Regions from separate parts of the Homo sapiens genome. Here region 1 is linked to region 2. The links are chromatin loops, found by intact Hi-C in ENCODE. Cell type or tissue: heart right ventricle. All regions are shown on one strand. Links, peaks and the distances in the headings refer to the core of each region. The heading gives the core; the rest is flanking DNA.

Region 1 (12,846 bases), core at 2,147-10,146, 56 kb before region 2:
GCACTTTTCCTGCCTGTCATATATTTTATATGTTTATACTGTTTATTCTCTAAAATCTCCAATAAATTCCAAGCTCAATAAATTCAGGGATTTTTGTACTATTCACTGTTGTTTCTGCAGTGAGTAGAACAGTGTCCAACACATAATAAATATTTTCTGAATACATGAATAGGGGAGTAATAAGTGAATGAATATAAGAGTTACATGATCTCATGGAGCTCATGTAAGAATTGTGATCTCATGGAACTTACAATCTGCATGTTACTGAATAAAATTAAAGAAATTCTAATGGGGGAAAAAGGAGAGAGAAGAAATAAATCCAAAAAAGGCAAGCACAGAAACTTGTGAGTTTTCCACATAACAGAAATGGGTTCAGCTAAGAAAAGCCAGTCTCTATTAAAAACAGAAGCTGGGTGTGGTGGTGCAACTGTAATCCCAGCTACTCAGGAGACTGAGGTGGGAGGATGCTTGAGCCCAGAAGTTCCAGGCTGCAATGGGCTATGATTGTGCCACTACACTCCAGTTTGGGTGAGAGAAGGAGACCCTGTCTCAAAAAAAAGTAGAAGGAAATGAAGGTAATGCAGTATCTTGGAAGCAGAGGGGGAAAAGGTCGAGAAGAATGAGGACTGTGTAGGACTTTGTAGTTGTTGACAGGGATCATCATCATCTCCTTTAAGAGTTAATATACATCAGGACCCATGGCAGGAACATTACCAGTTCCATAACTGGTTTCAGACAGATGCAAGGATAGTGTGCAGTGAAGCATGTCTGTGTATCATGCATAATTCACATGATGTAGGCACTTAAGAGCAACACCATTTCTGTAAATGACAACAGAAGAGAAAAAACGAAGAACCTGGTAAAATTTTGTCATTGAAAGTTTTGCTGAAGAATCCCTAGTAAAGGAGCATTGTGGGGCAGTCCTGCTTCACTCAATTTGAAAGCCCTAGACCTGTGTCCTGTTAAGGTCAGCGTCTGCTCTGTGGGTGACAGCTTAAGTGCTCATTGCAGGTCTGACATCAGTCAGCTACTCTCATATCTTTGATTTGACTTTTATCAGTTTTTAAAATTTGTTTTTCCATTTCAAATCAACAGGTTCCATTTTTTGGGCCTCTGTTTGATGGAGCCATAGTGAGTGGGAAGCTGCTGCCAAGCCTTGTATGTGCCACGTGCATCAACGCCAGCAGGGCTGTGAAGTGCCTCATCCCACTCTACCAGAGCTTGTATCTTTTTGCTTTAAATGTGTAACTTACTAACCATCCCAGAATCAAGATTCCTGGCAGTTTTTCATAAGAGGTAAGTATTCAAAACTGAATTGAAGAGGGAAGAGAATTTTTTTCAACCTCTGTTAAAAATAACATAGTGGTTTTTCATAGCATTTGTTAATTTATATTAAATATAATAATTTTATGCTGCATTAAACTTAGAGTTTACTTTCATAATTTACTCACATACGTTTGTGTCTGAGAAGCTGTGACCATTATGAGATGCTCATATCTTCTTAGGTATTTTGCCCCACGTTCAGTCTCATCCTGTATCCCTCTTATTTGTGGCAGTCCATTGTATATAAGGTGGGATGCTGAGCAAAACGTATCGCTCATTCAGAGTGCCTACCAGAAACCAAAGCAAATGAAATGACCCTAATAAATCAAAGAATGTGGCAGGTACCACCTGAGAAGTGCAAGTAGGTTTCTGGAAGATCAGAGGAGATAGAAATTGCATTTGGTTGAGGGTAGAGGGAAAGATGTCCTGAATTAAGTTGCATTTGGACTTATCAATAGGAATAGCTAGAAATTCTTTTGTAATTTTCCCAAATCATTGATATTTTCTCTAGTTCCTGATTTTGTTTCCAAAAACAGAATAAATTTCACTCCTAAAATTTTTTCCTCAAACATTAATTGGCCTGCTGTAGTCCTTAAATTCAAGCATGATCTCAAGTTATAAGAAAAAGAGATTAAGATGGGTGACCTTATAAAATTGATGCAAAAAAAGTGACCTCCTAATAAAACTTAGAATCTCTTTGTTTCTAATTGGTATTGATAATAATTTGAAACATATTGTGTTTGACCTCTATATATACTTCTCCCAACCTGATAGTAAGTGATGTGTTGCTATAGCAAGTGAGAGTTGGGGGTAGATGAAAACTATCCCATGTGAATAGATACGGTTCATGAAAAAATACCTTTCATTAAAATCCTGGTCACTTCATTGACTGATATTCTGCCTTTAGATTAAAAAAAAATACATATGCCATGTGGCAACTTAAAATTATCATAGAAATGAGTAGTAGAAAAGAGCTATTAGGTCCCATCTGGTCCCTCCCCTGGGGGCCAGGGCAGGATTATTCCCTTCAGTGTACTCTCTCGTGCTTTGTCCAGGCTGGTGGTGAGTGTTTTGGAGATGGCATTCTTTGCAGTGATTTCCACAACACTGTAGACGTAATCTTGTGGCTGGTGTCAATTTGGCCTTCAGCATGGAGTTTTTATTTCACATACTATTAAAAAGAGCCTCTTGGCAGAAATGAGAAAGAACTATTCAGCGATTAGTTTGTCAGTTTGCATGTCAACTAGGACGAGCTGGGCACGCATCAGTCAAGTATGTTGGACCAAGGCAGCAAAAAAAAAAAAAAAAAAAAAATCTTATTTTACAAATGAGAAAATTCCATTTTATATTAATTCCATTGTGACTTTTGTCATGTCACCTTCTCTACTTACTGAACTTCTCATTATAAAATACTTGCTTTGTTATTTTGTTTAACACTGCTTTCTCAAATAAGAATTAATGTGATACAATTGGAATGATCAGGTTTAGGGAAAATGGTATTTTTAAAAGTTCAAAGGATACTATTCAGAATCACTTTGAAAACTTTTCAAGCAGTGACACATCAGGACTAATGTGGATACCAGCTAGGGCTACTGATGCTATTGTGTGTTAGTAAATGTACTCTAACTCACAAAATAGCTAACTTGACATCTCAAACAACAATGTAGTACAGAAATTAGGAAAAATATTTTAAAAACTATTATGTTGATCATTATCAATATTTTAAACTTTTTTTTGTCTTGTACCTGGAGAAAATTTAATTGGTATTATTCAAATAAATTGTTTAAAACAAGAAATCAACTGTTATACCTAATTTTTTATAGAGATGGAGTTAGTGGGGAAAACTTTGCAATCATTTAACTACTCTATTCTTTTAATTTCTGTCTGCAGAAGGGCTAATATTCAGGACAGAAATAAGGAATATAATAAGAGAAAACAAATAAAATGGAAAACAGTAATGTTAGAATAACATTAAATAGCAAATAAAAAATACCATGACAAGTTGAGAGATTGCAGACAAATAGGAAAACCTTTATATTTTAGGACCTTTAAAGGCATTTTTTCCTATTTTTTGAAAAAGGAGCCCTATATTTTCATTTTGCACTGGGACCCTCAGGTTATATAGCCAGCCCCGGTTCTAGGTGTGCCCAAGGTACTGCTGATCTCCTCAGCCCTTGGGGAGATTACACATGCTGGGCATGATGGGCCCTACACTCCCTCCCCACTTATTGCACCTGACATCAGGCAGCTGTGGGAGTTTACTCTGGATGCTGTGCTAAGATGACAACTAAAGAAACGAGCCAGTGGAATTACTTTGGAGTAGTTTTTCTTATCTCTCTGTCCTCTCCCCAGCTAATGACTGATACTTACTGCCTTAAAATCGTGTCAGTTGGGCTTTAGTTTTTATAATATTTAACTAGAAGTGGAAATGTGGGCAGTTACATATTAATTTTGTTCGCTATGTTTAAGAAAATGAAACATTTCTAATTAAGCTAAGGATGGGGGCATTGCTGGAGCAAATTTTCCCTTTGGGGGTCTTTTTGAGAAGTAAATGCAGTTAGAATCAATATCAAAGCAGTTCTTATTTGGGAGCCCTTGGCTGAGTTAACAGTTGGAACTCTGCAGCAAAGGCACATAGAAGACTGAAAAATACCATTGTCTTATATGATTAAAAAAAAATGTAAGCACAGTAGGGGTATCTTTGGAAAGCACCCTCAGGAACGGTTCATCGCAGCCCCTTTGTCCCTCCTGGGTTCTCCTGTGATGTCCTCTGCAGGCTAAATCAAATTTGTCAAGTGGAGCCTTCATCTTGTGGCCACTGCTTTTCTGAGTGATGAGGGCCAACTCACCTGCCATCTGCTTTTTCTATCCCTCATGGGCAATCAAAGAGCCTATTCCTGTGCCTAGAGGGTTGTAAATGGGAAGCTTGCCACATGTTATGTTTACCATTCCCAAGCCGACTAAAGATTCCAAAATCAAACCGTGGTCAACTGATAGACGTTTCCACAACCATTTGAGCCAAGGTTTTCATTCTTCTCATCAAATAACTTGTTTCAGGGAAAAGGTTGCCACACAATATGCAGTGTGCCCGTTAGGAGGAGTTCACCCTGAATCAAACAGATGGTGGCTTTTTAAAATAAACGTCCACTTCAATAGAACAATAGTCTCAATGGCATTCACCATCTCTACTCGCTGTAACTATCAGCATTTGATGGAGAGAACTGGGCTGCCTAAGAAAAAATAATTTTGTATCTCATTCTTTCACAAGTGAAATGTACTTTCATTTTCAGTTAACATATGTGTTTGATAGTACCAGAGTGTCCCCTCTTAGACCCATGACTTTGGAATCTCATTGCTAAATTCTGCTACGAATTTTCACATCTTCAAAAATGACTCCTCTCCCTAAAGCTATAACAACCTTGTTTCTTTCTTGTTCAGTGGGATCTTTGGTTCTTTTTCCTGGACAGATCTTTATTTTTTCCATTCATCTCCATACATTTCAGAAAATAAGTCAAATGGTACCATGTGTTCTATTTTGCCGGGCAGCACCAGTTAGCATTCGTCAACATTTACAGTGCCCCTGCCATGTGCCAGGCACAGTCGTTGCCGCTAGGAATAGAAATGTGAAGATACTCCAAATGAGGGGCCAATGTTTGTTCATGGACCAGGCTTTGAAAGAGCACATCATATTATCACATTTGAGAATGACAGATGCTTCCATATGGCAGAGTATAGAATACACACACACACACACACACACACACAAACACACACACACACACACACAGGATGGAGGTGATGGAAACATTTAAGGGGCCATGGACGGGGTTCTGAGAGAGAGCAGGGGTCTCGTCGAAGGCAGTGGCAGGGATGATGGATTGGATATCTAGGTAAAGGAGGTGGACTAAGTCAGTGTGGGACCTGCTAGATTTGTGGGGGTGTGGAGAGAATGAGAAGAATAGAACGGTGGTCTCTTGGTGGTATGAGAACAGAATCGCAGACAGAACTCTCTGGGCCATTTGAAGAAATGGCTTGAAAGGAGGGGGCAGAGATAAAGAAAGACGGGAATAGGAGAGAATGGTTTCACAGAAAAGCAGGAAAGAGAGAAATGAAGGGTTAGTTTCAGCAGACTGGCCAAGAAAGAGACATCCTACTGGGTGGTTTTATTCATGACTGGTTCTAGCAGACTCAAGTCTTCACCTGGAGGATTGGGTATAAGAGGACCTAGAACTGAATTACTGCAAGGTAAGATGTTAAAACATATCAGATAGTAGCAGCACCACAAAGAAACACTCCTGAGTGAGGTCAACACGTGCCTGTGAATGAAAAATGCATGGGGAGAGGGGCTGCATTGAAGAGCGGCAGCCAGAATGGAGTTATACCCCCAGATGGGAGGGATGGCCATGCTTTTCTAATCCAAATTTCTAAACAGGCCCAAAGCAAAATATAGCTGTAGTGGGGATTTCTACTACTTGATATCAGCTCTGACATACATTCAACCAAAGGTGACATGTGTTTGATAAATTCCTGGCTGGCAGACAATCTCATCTCTCTTCTGAGAGATGCAAACAAGAGGCACTACTATTTTTGTTTTGGATCCATTTCTTAGTAATTTGAAGGAATGGATTTTTGACGTTGGACGTTGCAAAAAGTAATGAGCTTTCAGTAGAGTTTGTATAAGAATGGGAGGGAAAAAAGAAGAAGAAGAATGGGAAAAAAATGTTGGTAGACCTGTACCCTAGACACTTGGGAAGCACCTTACAAAAAGAAGAGTTCAGAGGAAGAAATAGCATATTCCCCTGGGTGGGCTGAGACTGTAAAAGGGAATGAGGAATTAGAGATTTTTAATAAGGGGATTTTTATTAAAAACTTAAAATTATTCCTCTGAGAAAGAAAAAGGGGAGGCCTGGAGGAGCAACCAATATAGCTGCACAAGGTTGCGTTCTCTGATGCGTTCATAGTTAAAATACTCACATCAAGATTCAAAGAGGAGCTCTTGACTCTGTAAATTAGCAGGTGGGCACTGTTAGCCAGTATCTGAATGACTTCCGTCTTCTCTATCACATCTCCTTCAAATGGGAAGGGACAGAGAAGTGCCTAAGTGGATAAATTAAAACTCAAGTCGCTAAGAATACAATCAATCAATCAATCAATCAATCAATCAATGGCTCTTGCACCTAAGCTCCAGACTGCAGGGCCACGTGTATCTGGCTGTAGAACAAATAATCTCAGAACCACAAGAAATATTTTTTTAGAAATCATGTAGAATAAAGGATGTACCCAAAATTGGAAACAGGAAAATATTTTGTTTTCAAAAAGGATTAAAGGATGAATTTTGGAATGTTGCATGGATCCTTTGTAAAATTATTAGACTAGGTTACTAAATAGCCTGTGAGCCTTCAGAAATGAATATGTTGACAAAGTATCCGGAACACACTTACTGTGTGTTTTATAAGATTACTATTTTCGGAGATTAGAGGAAGCATATACATCTTGATTTTGGTAAAATATAAAATAAAATACTATCATCTGGCAGGTATAAGAGAGAAATATGGGCCCCTGAGAGTTGGGTGATTTCACTGTGACCAAATCTAAAATACATTAATTCATGGGCACCAGTCAGCAAGAAGCTTTGTGTGTCTTGTATGGTTTCGATGCCACAGCTTTGCTGTTAACCCGTCTTCCAGTCAGCAGTTTTTTCAGTAACTTTCATAAAGGTCTAAAACATGTTTATCAAGCCACCATTTGTCAGAAAGCTGAGAGGGTTAACTAATTTGACACGATGCAAAGTCACACATTAGGATTATCTCAACAGATGAGAGACTTCCAGGCCCAAGCCAGCAAGATGAGGTTTAAGAGGGCAAAATGTAACGTTATGTACTGGGCTTTGGATAATCAGCTGCCTGAGTACAGGGTGAGAGTGATGTGGTTTCATAGCAGTCATTGTGAACAATGTCTGAGGATTTCGGTTGGCCACAGATTGGAGATGAGAGATGAGAGTGATGCAACAGCCAGCCACACCAGCATTCTCTTGAGACCTCTGCATAGGAAACATGAGGTCCAGTCACAGGAACTACGGCCTGTGCTCCTGCAGCCTCAGGGAGCATCCAAAGGTGGTGTGCAGCCCTGGGGCCACATTTTAAAAGGGACCTCGACCAACCCAGAGCCAATCCAGAGAAATTGTAACCAAATGGAGAGCCATTAAAACCAAGAAGTAATTGTTTCAGGAGTCTGAGAGGTATTAAAAGAGGATGGCAGTCTGCAGAACTGTGACCAGTGAATAGAAGCAACCAGGAAGCAGCTTTATCTCAGTGTCAAGTCAAACATTCAAAAACCAGAGTGGGCAGACCAGCTGCCAGCACACCAAATCCAGCCCACAGATGGGCTTTGTTTTAACTGCAGTTGTCCTCCTCACATTACCAAAAAACTAAACTAAAAATTGAGTTTGTCAGCCATGCTGAAAAATTGGGAGAGTTTGCATTTTTAAAAAATCTAGACTTTTGACTTCTCCTGAAGAATCAGAATATCTGACCCTATGGGGCCTTCCTTCTACTGACAGCAGTCTCTCCACAGAATATGTGCTGTCACGGTCACCACAGTCCCTCCTGGTGTCTCCCCAGTGCTGAGGCCTGGTGCCAGGCACCACCACCATGGCACCCACCATTTGGTCTCTCTGAGTTGGTGAGAGGGCTAATGGGCCAAGCAGGTAAAACAGTGCCTGTTCCTTGGTGAAAGCCCAGCAAACGTTACCTGCAATTGTTGTATATTATCAGCCTGGCCCTTGCAGATACTGGAGTTTCAAACCTCTGTTGTAAAAATGGAACCACCTAACTGTGGAGTTAGGCCTCAGGAAATATTTACTTTTTTACCATTGTGGGTATTAAAATAAAGGCTGGTAGAATGCTGTTCATTCAGTGCCTTGCAGAAGGTCCTCTTCTGTGTGAAAGGCTGGTTCCCTGGGGTAGGAGCTGCCCTCCACTCTTGGTGCATGGAAATGAGGCCCGTGAGAAGTGCGAAGGTGCAGGAGAAATCTCGAGAGAAGGTGGTACACTCTGCTATTTTTGCTATAGAGTGACATCTCACTGTTAGAAAAAAGACCATCCCTTCAGAAGTTATTCTCAACCTCACAGCCTGTGGAGAAACCAGGCTGATGCTCCCCCTAGGGGAATATCAGGAACAGCCTCATTCTTCCTTCTTTCTCTCTTTCCCCCCTCTCTCAGCTCCATCCCCAGTGGGTCACTGCATCTCACTACCAACCATCATAGGGAGCGTGCTGCTTCCCACTGGGATGACCCCTAACCTGGGAGTCTCCTCTCAGCCACTCTGCTATACCCCACCCTTCACACTGCCCTTGAGGCCCTCCTGTGCCAAGGACCCCTCACCCTCCCATAGTCGTCTCTGCTCTGACTCACTCCTTGCCAGCCTGAACCTCCTCTATCCTCTGTCTCAGATGTGGCACTCTTGCCACAGTGCTGGCTTTCCCAGTGGGGGCCTTGTGTCCATTCTGCTGCTGTCCCCTAGTATGAGAGAGTGTGTGTGTGTGTGTGTGTGTGTGTGTGTGTGTGTGTGTGTGTGTGTGAAGGCCTGCGGGGGGAGGGAAGAAGCTGGAGAGTAATTTGGTAAGAAACATTTTGGAAAACAGAAGCCAAAAGTAAATCATATTTTATAAAATGATACTTTTTCAAAATTGAAGGCCTTAATTGCCTAAGGTGAAATATAGCCTTAGGAATAGAATATGTATGCATATGTATGTATATAAATATACATTAACTCTCTCTTTTCCATTTTTGAATGTTTAGTTTACAGCTGGATCCTGAACACTTAAAATAGCACCTGACACATAGTAGGAACTCAAAAATAGATAGGATTCAAGAGGAAGCAAATAATTTTTACCGAAAAATTGGTTTTTGTGTTTTTTTCTTCTTACTGGGTGTTTTGTGCATATTTTTATTGTGCTCTAAATAATCATTCTAACATTATCACCCCTAAGTTGTTGAAGCACATTTATATGGAAATCTTGGCAATTAGAATGGTAACTTCATATTTGATTTTAAATTAACAGAATCTTATTGAGATCACTATAAAGGAAGTGATCCCATTTTCTTAGAGCCATTAGTTTATTTAGTTGGTTTTTGAAAGAGAGATTGAATTCAAACATTGTTAAAGTCAGAAACCTTGCAGACAAGAAGGAAGTGGGAGGGAAATGTACCATCAAAGCCTTGGCCTCCTGAGAAAGGAGTGACTCTCTAGACCTGGGTCAGAAAGAAGTGTCTGAAAAGGCCTAATTTCATTGTCAGAGTCCATTTATAAATCCTAGGGACCTAGTTGTGGTTTTTTGTTTTTAACTCTTAATTGTATGTAAATTGTATACACATAAATAAAACAGGCTTGTAATGCCTAAAGGAAGCTCTCCATGGCTCTGAGACTGGGAGCGGGCGGGCCTTGGCTGAGCATGCAAATACTGACAGCTGAAGTCACTTGTTGGAAAGTCCGCAAACTCTGGTTACAGCTGCATTTGTCAGTAGCTTTAAGGGAAGTGTAATCAGCCAGAGAGATTAATTTGCATCTCAATTAGAAAAGAGTCTGGAGGAAGCACTAGGGTCTGTTGCGGGAAGGTTGTGGAAGAAATCTCACCAAGCACAAAAGCCTCCTGGCGCTTCGTCCTCCAGCTGAGTGGAGGACAATATCTGAGGTTTCGTTTCCATAGGGACCAGAAGCCTGCTGGGCCCCAGAAGAATCTCGGGTTTGCACCGTAATCATTTGGTCATGATGACACAAATTCCACTGTTGTTCCCAAATACATTTTTGCTATTAGAAAGCTGTTAGAAAAGTGGAAATGGTCATCATATCAAAAGCATGCAAGAGGGTATTTGCTGACCCAACTTACCTTTTTCATAGTGCTGCTAGGATTGCTAAGCATTTAACATTTATTAATGTCTGAGTATTCAAAGAGCAAAAGGTCATTCCATAAATGACAATATTTCTTTAGCATTCAGATGGTTACTTTGGGAATGACAGAGCTTCAAAGGGAGCCATTATTCCTGATTCTTCCACACTTTTCAGCAGTAGGCAAACAAGATTATAAATTTTAAAACACAGGCAAGGAAGAGACATGGAATCTTCTGGCCATGAAGCATAGAAAAAAGTCTGGCCATTACAAGACTTTTTATAATCCTAATGAATCCTAATAAAAATCATAATTTAAAAAAGCACAAAGTAGTCTAAATTTATTAATTTTCCCTTTAAATATTATCTAGTCATTTTCATAGGCTTTGATACTTATATCACACGGCTCCTTTGTTTTCAGAGGAGTTCTTAATATTATCAAAAGCGGGTACAAAGCCTGGTGAGATCTAAAGCTGTCTGAACCGTTTATCCATGCCAAATCACTTACTCAACCAGGAAGGCCCACCCTTGGCATTTTTGGAAGAAGACTTTTATTTCAGGTTTATTTTGTTCTCTCTTAAATAGTTAATTCATTGGCCCCAGCTTCAAAGTGAGAAAACAAACAAAAAACAGTGAGACAGAAAAAAAAAAAACTGAATCCTACATTATAAACTGTTGACTACAAACTGAATTCTTTAACAAAAAAAAAAAAAGTCAGGGTTTTAAGCCCATCCTCCTATTCTGGAAAGGGAAGGGAACAAGTTTCCTAAAGACAATCTCTTCTGGTGCCCACAGACTGAAATAACACATTGCAGTGAGACATCAGAACCTCTTAATCCAACATTAATCAAATTTCAGTTTACTAATTATCAGTCCCATGTTGAAAGGAACAGAATGCCATAAACAGCATCCACAGAACGTTTAGTGGACTCTGGGATTATAAGCAATATTTTGAAAGTGAGACTTTCTGTTATTCAAATCTCTAAAAAGGATAATACATACCTTATTAGAATAAGAGACGCTGCAAAGCCAAAGAAGGACAAAGCAGGCAAGTCCAAATGGTGGTCCCTTCTGTGCAGAGTCTGCCCTGGCGTATACAGTGAGCTCCCAGCAGGTTTCCGTGCTGGAGTAATTTGCAACACACTCAAGTAAATTTTTTAATGAAAGCAGAATACTTTTTTGGTAATCTAGGGGTGAGTACGACCCAAATGCCATCATGTTAGCCTTGAAAGGGTGTCCTTTCTGTTTTACTACTGAGGAATTTTACCACACTCTAAAAGGGGTACTTTGAATTTTGTGCTTCAGATACATTTCTGAGGCCCTGTGCTTTGAAAGCCTTAGATAGAGACCATTGGGGCCAGGGTGGAGGAAGGAAGGATACTGCAGGGTTCTGTGCTGGTGCCCACTCCCTTTTCTCCTCCGTGATGATCAGGTGTCCCGTGTGCCAGCCCTAGGGAGTCCAGATGCACTTTAATGTTTACATTGTGTTTTGCACATGGCTTTAACACATTCAACTTGAGAAGTGCACAGCTGCTTTCGTTTCTAGTAGGATAGCATGTCCCCAAAATGCCACAATATTTTAAATAGCCAACTCTTGGGTGATTTCTCATTATTCCTTAGAAAACCTACACCTGATATTCTGTATGTTCAGATGGTCTTTTTGTAACTCTTTTCATCAGAATCACAAAAATGAAATGCTACAATGTTTAGTGGCTTATGATTTTTATCTTTCCTTAGCTTATTTTTTCTAATGCTTTATTTCGGTCTTCAATCTTCCTCTTTGGTCCTAGGATATAAAAGAGCACAGAATATGTTGTCCCTCTGCCTTGTCCACTTGTTTAAACTCTCCAGCACAAAGCTTTGGTCCTTAATCCAACACCAATGAAGGGGCTGCCTCCTGAAACCTCAGGGTCTGCTTGTCATGGAACAAGCCAGCCCTTAAGATGCCAAGTCCCTTTGGTTCTCCCTTCATTTGCCTATGAAGTGGGATGTGAGTATATCAGTGCATCCCGGCTTTGAGGCAGATGTATGCCTGGAAGTGCAAAGTCTCATACCTCCACAAAGGGTAGGGCAGGCTTGCTGGCTGATGGGATTCTGAATTTATAAGCAGAGTTCCAGAATTCCCCCAGGGCCTACTTTTCAAAGGCAAATTAGTATGTTTGCAACTTGATCCCTGGGCAACTTTTGACAGTTGTTCTAAGAATAATAAAACAGATGGACAGAATAGATTTTGGGGTCTCCATCCAAACTGCCATCCTCAGTGGAATTTAAAGAAGGCGTAGAGCTGATGGAGAGAGCTGCTGCTGCTTACTATCATGCTCTGCCTTTAACATCCAAGAGCCATAGCTTTCTCCCAGAAGATGGCAACTGTCATCACATTACATTTGCCTGCTGAGAGTTCGGCTTAGCTGTGATGTGTGTTTTCTTCCCACTTTTGAAATTAAAAAAATTGAACTCAGTTAAATTGAATTTATACTCCAAAGAAACCAATTTTAATAAGAATATCAGTAAAAATGTAAGTTAGTTTTAAATTTAAGGAGTATTTTCATATAATTTTTAACCCCTATAAAAAGAAGAGCCTCTTTAGAATGTCTCAGAAATACCGTTTACTCATTGATTTAGAAAAATAGAATGTAT
Region 2 (12,846 bases), core at 2,648-10,647:
TGTGGTAAACAGGAGCTCTTACTTTGAATGTGGTCAGATGTACCAGTCTCTTCTCCCTGTGGTTCATGTTTTGGTTTCTTAAGAGATTTTCCATACCCCAAGGTCATAAAGAGTTTGCCCCCATACATTCCTCTAAAAGTTTTTATCACGCAGTTTTCTAAATCTGTGTATAATTTTACTTCAAATTGAACTCTCTAACCTCTCCTTACAAGTTGCTATTGCCTAGAATATATCTAGCTGTCTCATAGCTTAAAGCAATGGACACGAATTTCAGGCCTTCATTTATTCATTCAGTAAATATTATGTGGGGTGCTTTTAAGCTAGATTGTATGAGTGACGTAAGAGAATAAATTTCTCTTGACATAAATTTGATGAACCTGACTCATATGGTGTCCTCAAGGAGTTTATTGAAGTAAACCATGGTCCCAAAAAACCATATGTCTGTGTCCCAGTTCCTGGAACCTGTGAATGTTAACTATTTGACTCAAGGCTGTGTGCTGATATAAGTTAAGGATCTTGAAATGAGGAGATCATTCTGGGTTATCCAGGAGAGCAGTAAATCCAGTGAGGAGTGTCCTTTATGAGAGACACATAGAATAGGAAGAGGCCATGTAGCCATGGAAGCAAAGAGGAGAGTCATGCAGCCCCGTGAATGCAGACAGCCACCTGGAACTGGAAGAAGCATGAACAAAATCTCTCCTGCAGCCTCTGCTGTCGTCTTGATTTTGGACCTGTGGCCTCCCAAAACTAGTGAGAGAATAAATTTCTGTTGTTTTAAGCCACCCAGTTGGTGGTCATTTCCAGCAGCCACAGAAAACTAACATAAGGAGGCTTAAGATGGTCATACGTGGTAGCTATTTAGCCAGAGGTTTTCAACCTTTTACACACCCTAATGTACTCAAGGGATGGAACAGTGGCAGCAGAACTCGGGGGCGCCAGAACTTTTGAGAGGGATGCGTGGATGGCTGAAGCGTCCCAGGTGGTTCTGAAACATGACATTCCCTCCTCTGCAGATCACTGCCATGGGAGTTAGAGTCATGAGAATGGCTAGCTCTGGGCTTGCTTGTGCCAGTGATTAGAGGCTGCATGAGTTCAGAAAGAAAACTGAGGTGGGTACGCAAACTGTTACAGCACACACACACTGATGTCAGGAGGCTGCCTGTGTCCGGGGCCACTTTGCCAGTCTGAGCGTCATGTCCACTCTTGGGAAATTTAGAGAAGGTTCAGGCAAGAAGGGTTTCAAGGGTTGAAAAAATACAGTCTGCAACATAGCCTCTTACAGACAGTTCTCTTTATTTCTTTGATAAAAGAAGCTTGATAGTGCTAAACAACAGTCAACAAACACATAGCCCGAATGAGTAAAAAGAAATTAAAATGGAATAATTGTTGTTTTGTTGTATTTTATAAAGTCAGCATGATCTGGGTATAGATGCAGCTTACACATACGCACTCAGGTTTACGTTGCGGGTTGGTTATTATAGCTCACGTATATTTAAGTCAGTTGATTTGTCTCATTTGGAGTTTAGTTCCCATCCTCACACATGATCTTGAACTTAACACCATTTATTCTAGAATTCAAGATATTAGATGAAAGCAGTAAAGGTTAGAGGACCTGGGCTGTAGCCTTAATTCCATTACTGTGTGACTGTGATTCAAGAAAATTTCTTGAACTCTCTGAGCTCTCATTACCTGATCAGTAAAATGGAGACCACAGGACTTCCCTGCTCATGAGGGTGTAGCCTAAAGGGGGTTTGCTTGCCATGGAGCCTGACACAGAACTCTCCTCCAGCTTACCTACTACATTCTTTCTGCAACAAAACCCTAGGCCCACATGGTAGAGGCAGGGAGGAGTCAATCCAGATTTATCATGCTTTTCTTTTTGTGCTGGAACCCAGGTAGATGCTTCATATATAGGATTCTATTTAATCTTCCCAGCCGTCCTGAGAACAGGCGTTGTTGTCCCCATTTTACATTTAGTAGGACAACTGAGGCTGGAGTCGGAACCACTTGCCTCAGCTGTCTCACATGTAAAATGGGGACATCAACACCTAGCAGGGAAAAGGGCAGCTGAGATTCAAACCCTGCCTTCCTTCCACCAAAATACAAGCTCCTTCCTGACTGTCATGCTGCTACTGTCATTTCTAAAACCTAAAACAAACAATAATGAGAGTAAAGTTGGGGGACAGGTTCAGATTCTCAGATTCTTACAGCTCTGCAGATTCAGCAGGGTGTGTCTTGAGAGTCTCGAGAAGTTCTCTTGGAAATTTTTGATAAAATGTAACCAGTAAAGGCGTATAACCTCTTTAGTAAAGTAGAGGAATATTATCCATTTTTTTATTTTTTATTCTAGAGACAGAATCTTGCTATGTTGCCCAGGCTGGACTCAAACTCTTGGGCTCAAGTGATCCTCCCACCTCAGCCTCCTGAGTCACTGGGACTACAGGCCTGTCTCTTAATCAAAATTCTTGATAAAAATTCATATGTGAAAATGTGAACAGAATGAGTGGCTAAAGAAACTGAGAAATGTCCAGAAGCCAAGATGGGTTTCTGGTCAGTAATTTGAATGTTCCCTGAATTGAGTAATCCAGGGGAAAACTGCTCTTTAAAAAAGTACTTTGTTGTGTGTGGCTTTTCATGAGATAATAATTCAGAACAGAATTAAAAGTTACACATTTGTTAGTAAACTTTTTAAGGGAACAAAAGGGCCATGGCTAGTATTGAAACAGGGATCGGATTGGTGACCTGGTGCCTCTTTCAGTGAAAGGTCTTTGACCGTCCAGGGATCAGCATTATTTCAGCATTCACTTAACATTTTAACATGTCTTACATGTGAAAAGCTTACAAGCATTTTGATGTCTAGATTATAAATGCCCTTTGTTATAGAAAGCAACCAGCATTGAAGCCCTAAGGATATTAGATAAGAAAATGTCAGATGATACTGCTCCAAATTGCCCTTGCAATTAATTCAGTTAAGATCCCAGCGCTGTGTTTTTTATGGCTACTAAAAGAAATGATTTTTGGCACCCACAAGCTCCTTGGCTGTTTCTAAACGCTGCCAGAGCTAAGGGGATATTTGTTTTCTCTTTGTCAGGGTGTTTACATGCCCTGGCTTGGGCCATGAGCGAAAATGTATTTGATGATCTCCTGGTCTCACCCCAATCCCTAATGGATGTTTGTCTAAATGACAGCACCCAGTTTAGCACTGTTAACACTCCAGTTAGTGGGCGGGAGAGTGTGGGCTGTGTGTGACAGTCGGGGGCATGCATGGCAGGGTCAGGAACCTTCTATGAAGGAAACACTTGCTCCTCCAGGATCCAGTTCTGGAAGCACCTTTATGTTTTCTGTCTCCTACTGCCTTAATTTAGGAGTCAGACCATAAATATTCATTGAATCAGAGAATCTCACAACTTCATTATTACTCCTCTAAATATAGTGCTGGACTTCCTCTAAGGTGCCCAGATCTCTCAGCCTTGACAAGGACAAGCTTATGACAAGAACAAGCTTATGATAGTGCCATCCAGGATTGGGACGGTGGGCTGCCGTCTGGGGTCAGTTCATCTGGTATTATGCAAAACGTCCCTTTGTAGGTTTGATCATGAGCTTGATTAACATAGCCAGCCACTTTCCAGATACGTGGCTTCCGCAGAGTAGTTAGCAAAATGCGCACGCATTTCCTTTTTGTTCACCATTGTCCCAAGCACTGTATGTGGATGTGTTGGACGCAGTGGGGCCTTTGAGGAAACAGCAGGACGATGCTAGGCAGAGCATGACAGGTCTTTAGAGGGACGTGCTTGCTCTAACCCAGGCCCACAAGCAGACGATGGACTGAAAGGGGGAGCCATGAATTGAGCGTTGACAGCGGGCCACGGCGGTCCAAAGGCTCAGGTGGTTGTCAGCCATAAGTTTAGCTCAGCTCTTTGAGTAATTTGTCACGCCTCGCTCAGCCCCTGCTGGGCCAGCACGTGCCAGCTTAGTGTCAGAGTGCCTGTTCGCCAGACGGCCACTCAGGCCTAACGTCCTGCTGTTCCCCGGACCAGCGGCTTGCTGGGGCCATGCACGGAGGGCCGAGCCGTGGCGACAGCCAAGTGCTGTGCAGAATAAGTGTGTTCATAATGAGACGTGAATGGCATTAGTGGGTCCCTCTAGAATTGGGCCTGAGCAGGCGCCTCTCGCTGAGGAAGTTTGGCAGCCTGTTCATTAAGGCGAGTCACCAGGAGTTCAGCCCACAGTCAAGAAGCCAGTTCAGGCTCATGCTGCCCAGGCCTTGGGCGGTTGTGCCCATCTATATAAAAGATCATAAATCATTAGAGGGGCCACTTTGGAAATCTTCAAACACATTTTCCTTGCTTGAGGTTGTATAGAACAAACTTACGGAGAAATTCTGGCAGCACGCTGTCCAGTAGTGCTTTCCACGGTGACAGGCACATCCTGTATCTGTGCGATCCAGTATAGAACCCCTAGCCACGTGCGGCTATTGAGTGCTTAAAATATAGCAAGGTGGGGGGAGGGGCAAAGCAACTGAATTTTAGCTCTTTACTTTAATTAATTCAGATTTAAAATGAGATATCCACGTGTGGCTTGTGGCTACTGTATGGGATAGCACAGCCCTAGAATGCCTCTGGTCTCCTCACGGTATGAAAATTATCCTCTGAATATAACTGAAGGAGTAGGGAGAGGAAGAGCCTGCATTTAGAGATCGGTGTGCACACTTTGCCATAAGAAAGCAGAAAAGTATTTGACCATTTAAAAACACGTGCTGTCTTGAAGGCTGATTGAAAGGACATAATTGTCACCAACTTGTATTTTTAAAGAGGCCATTTTGAAAAGATAGTTTGAAAATGTAGTGAGAAATGCTAGAGTTACTTTTCCTCTTCTGGAGCTGCCAATAATAAACTGATGGTGATCCGCATTCCCTGTGTTCCCGGAGAATTAGCATGATTTTCAAAACGACTGAAACATGTCTTTTAACTTTTGCATTGATAATGAGGAAGGGGAAAATGAGACGTCATGCGGACTTCCCCAAGTGTTAATTCATAACGTCGTATGTGCAGTGCCTCCATCCATTGTGGGATTGTTCTGACGTTATCCTGTTATTGGAAGTGCATGATTCACCTTCTAAGGAAACAGAAGCCACACACAAAAGGGGAAGATTTGCTTTCTGCCCTGTGAAAGCCTGCCACACGCAGGGGTCCTATTAAGACAGCTGGAAAGTTGCTTCAGTGTGTTACGCTTGTAAGTTTTATTGGTGACTGGTTTTTGATTACACATTTGAATGCTGTGTGTTCCAGACTGCAGTTTTAATTAAAAGGCAGTAGTCTTTTTTTTTTAAATTGCACTGTGCACTCTTGGTAGATTCTCTCACATAGTAGTTCTTATTTTCCAATGTTCACAGCTTGTCTTGGTTAGAGGCTCTGATGCCCCCTCAGAATCTATCTTCCTAGCCTTCTCTCTTCCCAGTAACTTGCATCTTCTTATTTTTAAGAAGCGTCTGCACTGTCGTATCACCAAGTTGCTTGAAGTATCAACTCATATGTCAGTAGGCTAAGAATGTTTTATCCACTGAAATAGGATGTAAAAGATCTACCACTGTCAGTGGAAAGAGATGCTATTGCAATCAGTATCTCCTGTTTTTGTTTAAATCGACCCTAATGATCTTATGATGTTATTCTGTAACTGTTGCTTTACATGTTTTTTAGTGTTATTAGTATTTAATGCAATTAAAGTCTAAGAGAAACTTAGGTCTCAAAACCAGAATTTGGGTATGAATTATGACTAATACTTAATTTTCTGCAAGATGGTAAAGAACCTGCAGGATACTTTTTTACACAGAAAAAATTGCACAACGGTATTAAAAGTGAATTCTGTCACTGCTCTGCATGCCACTTTGCACGTGCACTTGTTTCCTTAACCGATTACCGCAGCTATGAAGAGCGAGCTCTGTATCTCGAAGCAATAATTCAGAACCACCGCGAAGTAATGACATTCGAGGATTTCGCAGCCCAAGTCTTTTCTCCCTCTCCCAGCTACTCCCTCAGCGGAACGGGTGAGTGTCTACATTATTCTTCTCTCACGCGCTTAAGACGCATTCGAGCAGCAGATGTACACCTGTTTTTCACAGATAAATGCTTTGCAAATTTAAGAAGAGCATTCTCCCTCTGAATCAACTAATGAATATCAAAAGGAATGATGACATTCATTTTAATTTGTTTTGTATTCGAGCTGTTCACTCAGTTCCTTTCTTCAGCTATCCTGTTAACCTTCAAATCTAGCAAGGTTAATGAACTTTTTCTCAGTAATGTGCTCCGGTTCATTCAGGAGTGTGGGTTTCTTGCTGAGCTGGGAATATGCTGTTTAAAAGCGATGCCCGAATCAGTGCTTACTTATCAAAAAAGAGTTCCTCACAGTGGAAGCCGTTGCTACTAATGCTAAATGGGGATTATGCTGCCGAGATTCGAAGGTCAGGGATTAATGCAGGAGACATGGAAGGACAGTGTCCCGGGGTCCATCATTACAGCAGTGCAGTGTGCGTGTCTCTCTGGAGTGGTTTGTGTCATGTGGACAAGCCGCCGACCGGAGCAGCACCTGGTGTGGAACCCGTTTAGAAACTAGCTTACAATAATTTTCATTTATTAGGGCCAGTGGAAAATTGTGAAAGTTTCCATAGATTTCCTTGTTTTTAGGTTTTTATTCTTTTTATATTTCCAGTTTGGGGGGAAAAATACATGTATTGCCACTTAAACAGATTATGTGATTACTGTGTGTTTCTTTCAAATAATAGAATTATTACTTGTAAATTTCTGCATATAATTACAGATTAATTGCCTTTCAGAGAATAAATGGGATATTTAGCCAATGCATGTTGAGATTCTCAGTGAGGAGCTTCCTTCTTCTTCCACTGCTTTAAATGAAACTGTTAGAGTGCTTAATAGATTTCTAACCTGTGTCAATTGTCTCTGAACACTGCCTTACTTCTCCTATTCTGACTTGTTAACAAATATCTTATACACAAAGTGAAAAAAAATTAAATCCAGTGAAATAAATCACTTACAAATAAAATCAGCCATGCATCATTGTTTAACATCGCTGGCCTCAATCCTTGCCTCTCAGAGCTTTGTTGGGAGATAAGAGGGAGAGGCACGCACTTGCGCAGGGAGCCAGGAGCAGCAGGCAGAAGGCTTGGGAGATAAGCAGGCTGGCAGAGGTGCAGGAGCAGCGTGATTTGCATAATCACGCCTCTGCTTCCTGGTGAGGCGTCAAGGAACACTGGGATGGCCTCTATTGATCTTTGTTGAACTGGAATACTAAGCAACATGAGAAAAGCTTATAACTTAAAGCTTTGATTAATGTTTCTTACATTAAAAAAGTGGAACAGCTGTGAATTGAATTCTTTTATACACTCTGCCAACATTCTATCTAAGACAAAAACAAATTCGTTTCAAGGGAAATGAAGATTTCATACTCGGTCTGGCTAGAGATTTTAAATCGTTTCTAATTTTTCAGTGAAAGAACATGAGGGATCTGTAGCAAAGCTAATTTTAAAAAGATCTCATTCAGCTTTTTCCCACCCTCATGAGATTATTCCCCTCTTCGTGAGGACTTGATTTTTCAGTGCAGGTTGTTTTTTGTTTTTTGTTTGTTTGTTTAACTCTTGAGAAAGCTTTTTACTTCTTAAAATTAAACACGTAAATAATAACTAGATGTTTTCATTCCTTAACTGTTACATTCTTAAGATTATTAAGATATTATCAAAATGAATAATGATGGACTTTGTTTTCTATGTATATTTTAGCCTCTGTATAAACTAATTTGATCTTTTCCAAACATCCATAATTATTTAAACCAATAGAAATGAGTGAGATTCTAGGAGCAATTTGAGTTTTTAAGAACTCTACTTGGAGAGGATTGTCAATAGGCTTCTTCAAGAACGTCATATTTTTGAAAATTGCTTAGCAGAATGAAGATTCTGACAGCATGTGAGGGTGGGCATTGGAACTCTTCTAAAAGGAACGTGAAACCAAACATGGAATATCAAGACAAATGCTACTCCCTCCGCTTTTCAAATTATTAACATCAGTATTACATTTCATAGTGTTCATGGTTTAAGGAATTCAGTGTTGAGTGGGAAACATTTTTATACGTCTATCATGCCTATCCTTAAGTGTGATTTTTAAGTCTAGGCATAATGTTCTGTTTTAATTCTTTGCATATCTTCTCATAACGCTGAGTAGGAATGAACTAGATATAATCTTGATTTGAACTGAAATGTGGGGCAGTACAATGAGGACAGAGCATTTCAGCACCATAGACAAGCACGTTTTCGGAAGCATCTTCTAGCTTACATACTGGCTTCGCTTTTGAGGAATCCCTGTCCACTATCTGTTACTACTTCTACAGATGAAAACATTTGTCATTTGTTTACACTGTTATGTTCTTGGGACAAGGGCGATCAAACCCAGATGAGCCAGCCAGCTTAAACTAAGAAATTGAGGTGAAGTCTGTTCTTCCAAGCAACAAGCCAACTGGAAAAATTGACCCTGAGCGGCTTAAGCTCCCACAGTGCACTTAGGACCCAATCAGACCATCTCTGGCCCTCAGTGTCATCAAAGCAGGGCCTTGGGCTTGGGCTCACATGCGTATGCACAATCTGAGGAATTAGGGGCTCCTAGGTTTTCTTTGTATCCTCACCACCAGGACTTTATTATTAATGAAGAGGGAGCATCACCTGAACACTGCATTCATTCTGCACTGTATTGGTAGCAGCAAGCCAGAAAGCAGCATGCAGCCCCCACTTCTAGAGGGAAAGCCCCAAAATCAGCCTTTAAGTCTGAAGTAAAAGTGGGAGATGCACTCGGTGGGAATGGCCTGTGCCTGAAGCTTCCACTGTTGGAAAATGCCCTCTGCTTCTGACTCTCCCCATCCAGGTGCTGTTACCCATCCGCCCAACAAGCCCTGCGGGGGTGGGTTGGCCAGGTGAACAGGCTTGCGTTCAGGATGCGCCGTCAACCACACATGGTGGTGTAGCTGCTAATATATGAGCGCTCGGCATTTTTCAAAGAGCTTTCAAAACAAAATCTATTTTCCTAATGAGAAAATATTTTTAAAGACCATCGTATCTACCTTGTATCTATTCCATCCATTACTTGTATTGATAACACCTGACATGTAAAGATATTTCAACTACTTTTTTACCTAGCACTATAGTTTACCTTCCTTTTTTGACCAGCATTAAATAATCTAAAATGTAGCCAGTATTAAAATATTGGTTGCAATTAACATATATATGTTTTATGTATAAATACATTTATATACACATATACATTTCTCTCTCACACACACACACATATTGGGGTGGGGGACTAAATTTGTGCTTTCAATCATATCACCAAGAAAGAGGGACCGGCAGAGAGGCCTTGAAAGGGTTAACTGGAATGGGCACCCTCGACTGCTGGGAGGGACTGATGTAATCACTGCAGCTCACAGCCAAGTGCATCTGTTCACCATGAGGTCATTCTTCTGCATGCTAATGATTTGGAAAATCAAGTCTAGTGTTTGACATTATCAGAAAAGATATAAATAGTGTAAATCTTTGCTTTTTAGAAGTTGCTCTTATAAAAGAGAAAAAAAGGAACTTTACATTGGACCTGAGATTTTTTTCAGAACTGCCTTAAAGATTGTGTCTGGATCTAAAAATTTTGGAGGAATCCACTTGTGTCTGTTGATCAATCAATCCCCAGATCACTATTACGGTCACAGCTAGCAATCTGGTAGCCAAGGGCTACAGGTATGTCTCATTTAATATCTAATTTTAAGAATTTCCAAGTGCCTTTGTCAGAAGTTGATAGATTTTTCTCAAAGAATGTTCAAAACCAAGTTAAATGAGTGGTTCTTCTCGGAATACCCAAACTGACTTGTGTTTGCTGAAGATGCCAATACTACGTATGGTTCCTTTCTGCTTCAATATTGCTATAGAGAGCCAGCAGAGGGAGCACAGGTCTTTGTTTATTTGTTAGCCCTGCATAAACACAGCATTTGATTTCTCCAAGATATGGTCAGAAATACTTCCTCCTTTATGATAGGCTGGATTGTCAAGGCTCCAGGATTTAGAACAAGTGGGAGAAAATTCCTCACTATGCTTCATCAGAGTCTGCCACTTTTAATGTAGGTCGTATTTGGAGCTTAAACCAGATTAGTCTGAGTCGGTCTTAGGATGCCACTGCCATTCCTGCTACTGCACAAAACTGCAAACTTTCATCTTTCACACAATTGCTTGGATGCCCTCGTGGAAAGGGTTATTATTGCCACTTACCTAATGAAAAAGACTTCTGTAGCTTTTCTTCTACAACACAGTCGTTATGTTAAGTTTGCAGAACCTTTGCCAGAAGACTCTGCCTGGTGTCACTGAGTCATTTTGGTGGCCAATAAAATCTTCTCCTAAAACTGCAGATGGAGGCACTTATGTTACACATTCGCCCCAAAGCAAATCTGAGATGTAGACACTACACAAACTCCTCTTAGAACTCACCAGCCTTTGCCCAGAGGGATATGGCTACACCCAGCTTTTGCTTGCTAAGGCCTCCGCGCCATATGCAGCTCGTCATTCCGCATGCAGTCCTGACAGGCAGTCTTCCTTGGCCGTTTCACTGGGCAGTTAATAATCAAGTTAATTCCCAGAAACAGCACAAGTAAATCCTAACCCAAACCACCAAAAAGAGTTTCCCCGCTCATTGAAAGGATAGTCATGTGACAGACTCATCACATTCATATTCATTCCCTCCCTGTTAAAGTGGTCTTAATACGGTTTTAATTAATAGTGCTTCTTTTGAATTGTATGTGTTCAGCTTCCCCATAACTTTGCTGAAGCCAGCAAAGAACATCATAGAATGTTGAACTAGAAGGGACTTCAGGAAAGATCATGTCTAACCCTGTCACATTAATTTGGAGCAAGCTGAAGACCAACCCAGGAAGGGACCACCGAAGGTCATGGGCAAGTTGGAATCAGTGCCAACTCAATCTTCACCTCCCCATTTCACATGGAAATGCCAGCCCTGTGCCCACCCTATAGTGATAATCCCATAATCAGAGCCGTAGCTACCAGCTCTTTATTCATACTAAAGGCCAGAGTCAAATTTTACTCTATTCAGATAATACAGAAGTTTTCCCTTTTGGTCTCACTCTGTCGCCCAGGCCTGGATTGCATTGGTGTGAGCACAGCCCACTGCATCCTTCCCGTCCCAGGCTCGAGCAATCCTCTAGCCTCAGCCTCCTGAGTAGCTGGAACTACAGGCATAAGCCACCACATGCAGCTAATTTCTGTATTTCTTATAGAGACAGGGGTTCACCATGTTACCCAGGCTGGTCTTGAACTCCTGGGTTCAAGCGATCTGCCCACCTCAGCCTCCCAAAGTACTAGGATTACAGGTGTGTGCCACTGCACCTGACCCAAAAGTTTTCCTTAAATACAAACTATCTTATATGACCATCTATTCAATAACTCAGCCATCCCACTCAGCACCCTCAGCACACTTGGCTGTAGCTGGCCAAAGTGTTGCCACATGTCCTACAGACAACTGCCTTGGACAGATGTTTCTTCTACCCCCATAATCCCTTCTGGACACAGCCCAAGTCTTCCTTCCCTCATAACCGGCTTGATTCTGACCACTTTTGCTTTGATTTTTTTCCAATTTAAGATGTATTCTTCTTGGAAAGATGGTACAACATTGATAGAAAGTTTTTTTTACCAGCTATCATTCCATCACCAAGACCCAGTGGGATTCAATTCTGGCTTCACATTGGAATCCCCTGTGAAGCTGTAAAGATACCGATGCTTGAGTCCCTCCACTAGATTCGGATTTATTGGTCTGGGGTGTGACCTGAGCATGGAATTTTAAAAAAGAAAAAAAAGAAAAAACTGAGGGTATTTTAACGTGCAGGCAGGACTGAGAACCACTGCCCTAAATCCTCTCTGAAATATTTAGGCCTTAATTTTAGTGCCATCCGACTTGTGGTTACATATATCTTGATTTTCCTTAGCATATGTAAGCCTTTATCCTGCGTGTGTGTCTCCTCTCCATAATGGACTGTAAATTCTTTAGAGACTGGTACATGGGATTTCTTTCCTACATGCAACAGGAGTGAATAGAAAGGAGGACAGAAAGGAATCAGGCTGTTGCTTTAAGCAGCACAGGTGTGTCTCTAGACCACAGATGTGTGGGCCTGATGCAAGATGCAGAGCAAACACTCGTAATTATGTTTCATCTGTCCCCTCCTTCCCAGTCTCTTAGTGAAAGTGGGCCACCGACAAGAAATCTGATAAGAAGCCGGTGTGGAGAAAGGCAGGGGAAGTCAGGAGCCAGCGAATCCACAGACCGAGTAACTGAAACTTGATTCGAGGTGCTTTCGTAGATGGTCTCGAGGGTTTTAAAGGGAATTATCGATCACCTTGTTTAGCACCACTTTAGGCTTCGTGCTTCTTCATCCCTTTGTTCTTTTAAAACTTTTTTACTCTCCTCAGTGTCAGCTCTGGAAGAGATGAGACAAGCATTCTTTTCATTTGCTTGGCTAGGAAAGTGCCACTGCTACCTGTCAGATGTTACCATCTCTGACGTGGTCCTTGTTGCCCCTGGAGGCTGCCACTGAGCAGGACTGTGCAGGGCACTTCAGGCAACACAAACTAAGGCTCTGGGAATCTCATGCAGGCCTGTGTCTCTCCTTCCCTTGTGAAGCTTGAAGTCTTATTGGAGAAAAGCAGACACTCGTGAGCCACACACAAAAAAAATGGCTATTTATTAATAAGCTCAGATAAGTTTCCTCCAAACTATAACCACATGTCAAAAAGATAGCCAGCCA

What was found. A loop is a pair of places that touch in the nucleus more often than their neighbours do. Peaks named below come from ENCODE experiments on the same cell type or tissue, not always from the same donor. Only the 100,000 strongest peaks of a DNase experiment are listed, where the experiment ranks them.
Region 1: a loop joins it to region 2, with 3 times the contacts of the local background. A loop is called at or near these places in 5 of 110 quality-filtered maps.

The regions. Positions count from the first base shown.
Region 1 is chr20:20,461,206-20,474,051 of GRCh38, reverse strand. RALGAPA2 (Ral GTPase activating protein catalytic subunit alpha 2) reads left to right here. Exons shown (of 40, transcript NM_020343.4): 37 at 1,096-1,223. Among named protein-coding and RNA genes, the nearest start is that of INSM1, 100 kb to the right of the region's middle. RefSeq lists an enhancer at 10,034-10,083. In heart right ventricle, for the core only: no CTCF peak of the experiment used is centred there; no DNase peak of the experiment used is centred there.
Region 2 is chr20:20,405,224-20,418,069 of GRCh38, reverse strand. It overlaps RALGAPA2 (Ral GTPase activating protein catalytic subunit alpha 2), which reads left to right. Exons shown (of 40, transcript NM_020343.4): 38 at 5,922-6,043. Among named protein-coding and RNA genes, the nearest start is that of INSM1, 44 kb to the right of the region's middle. RefSeq lists an enhancer at 6,859-7,493. In heart right ventricle, for the core only: a CTCF peak has its summit at 9,960 (motif pointing right); a DNase peak (open chromatin) is centred at 7,197.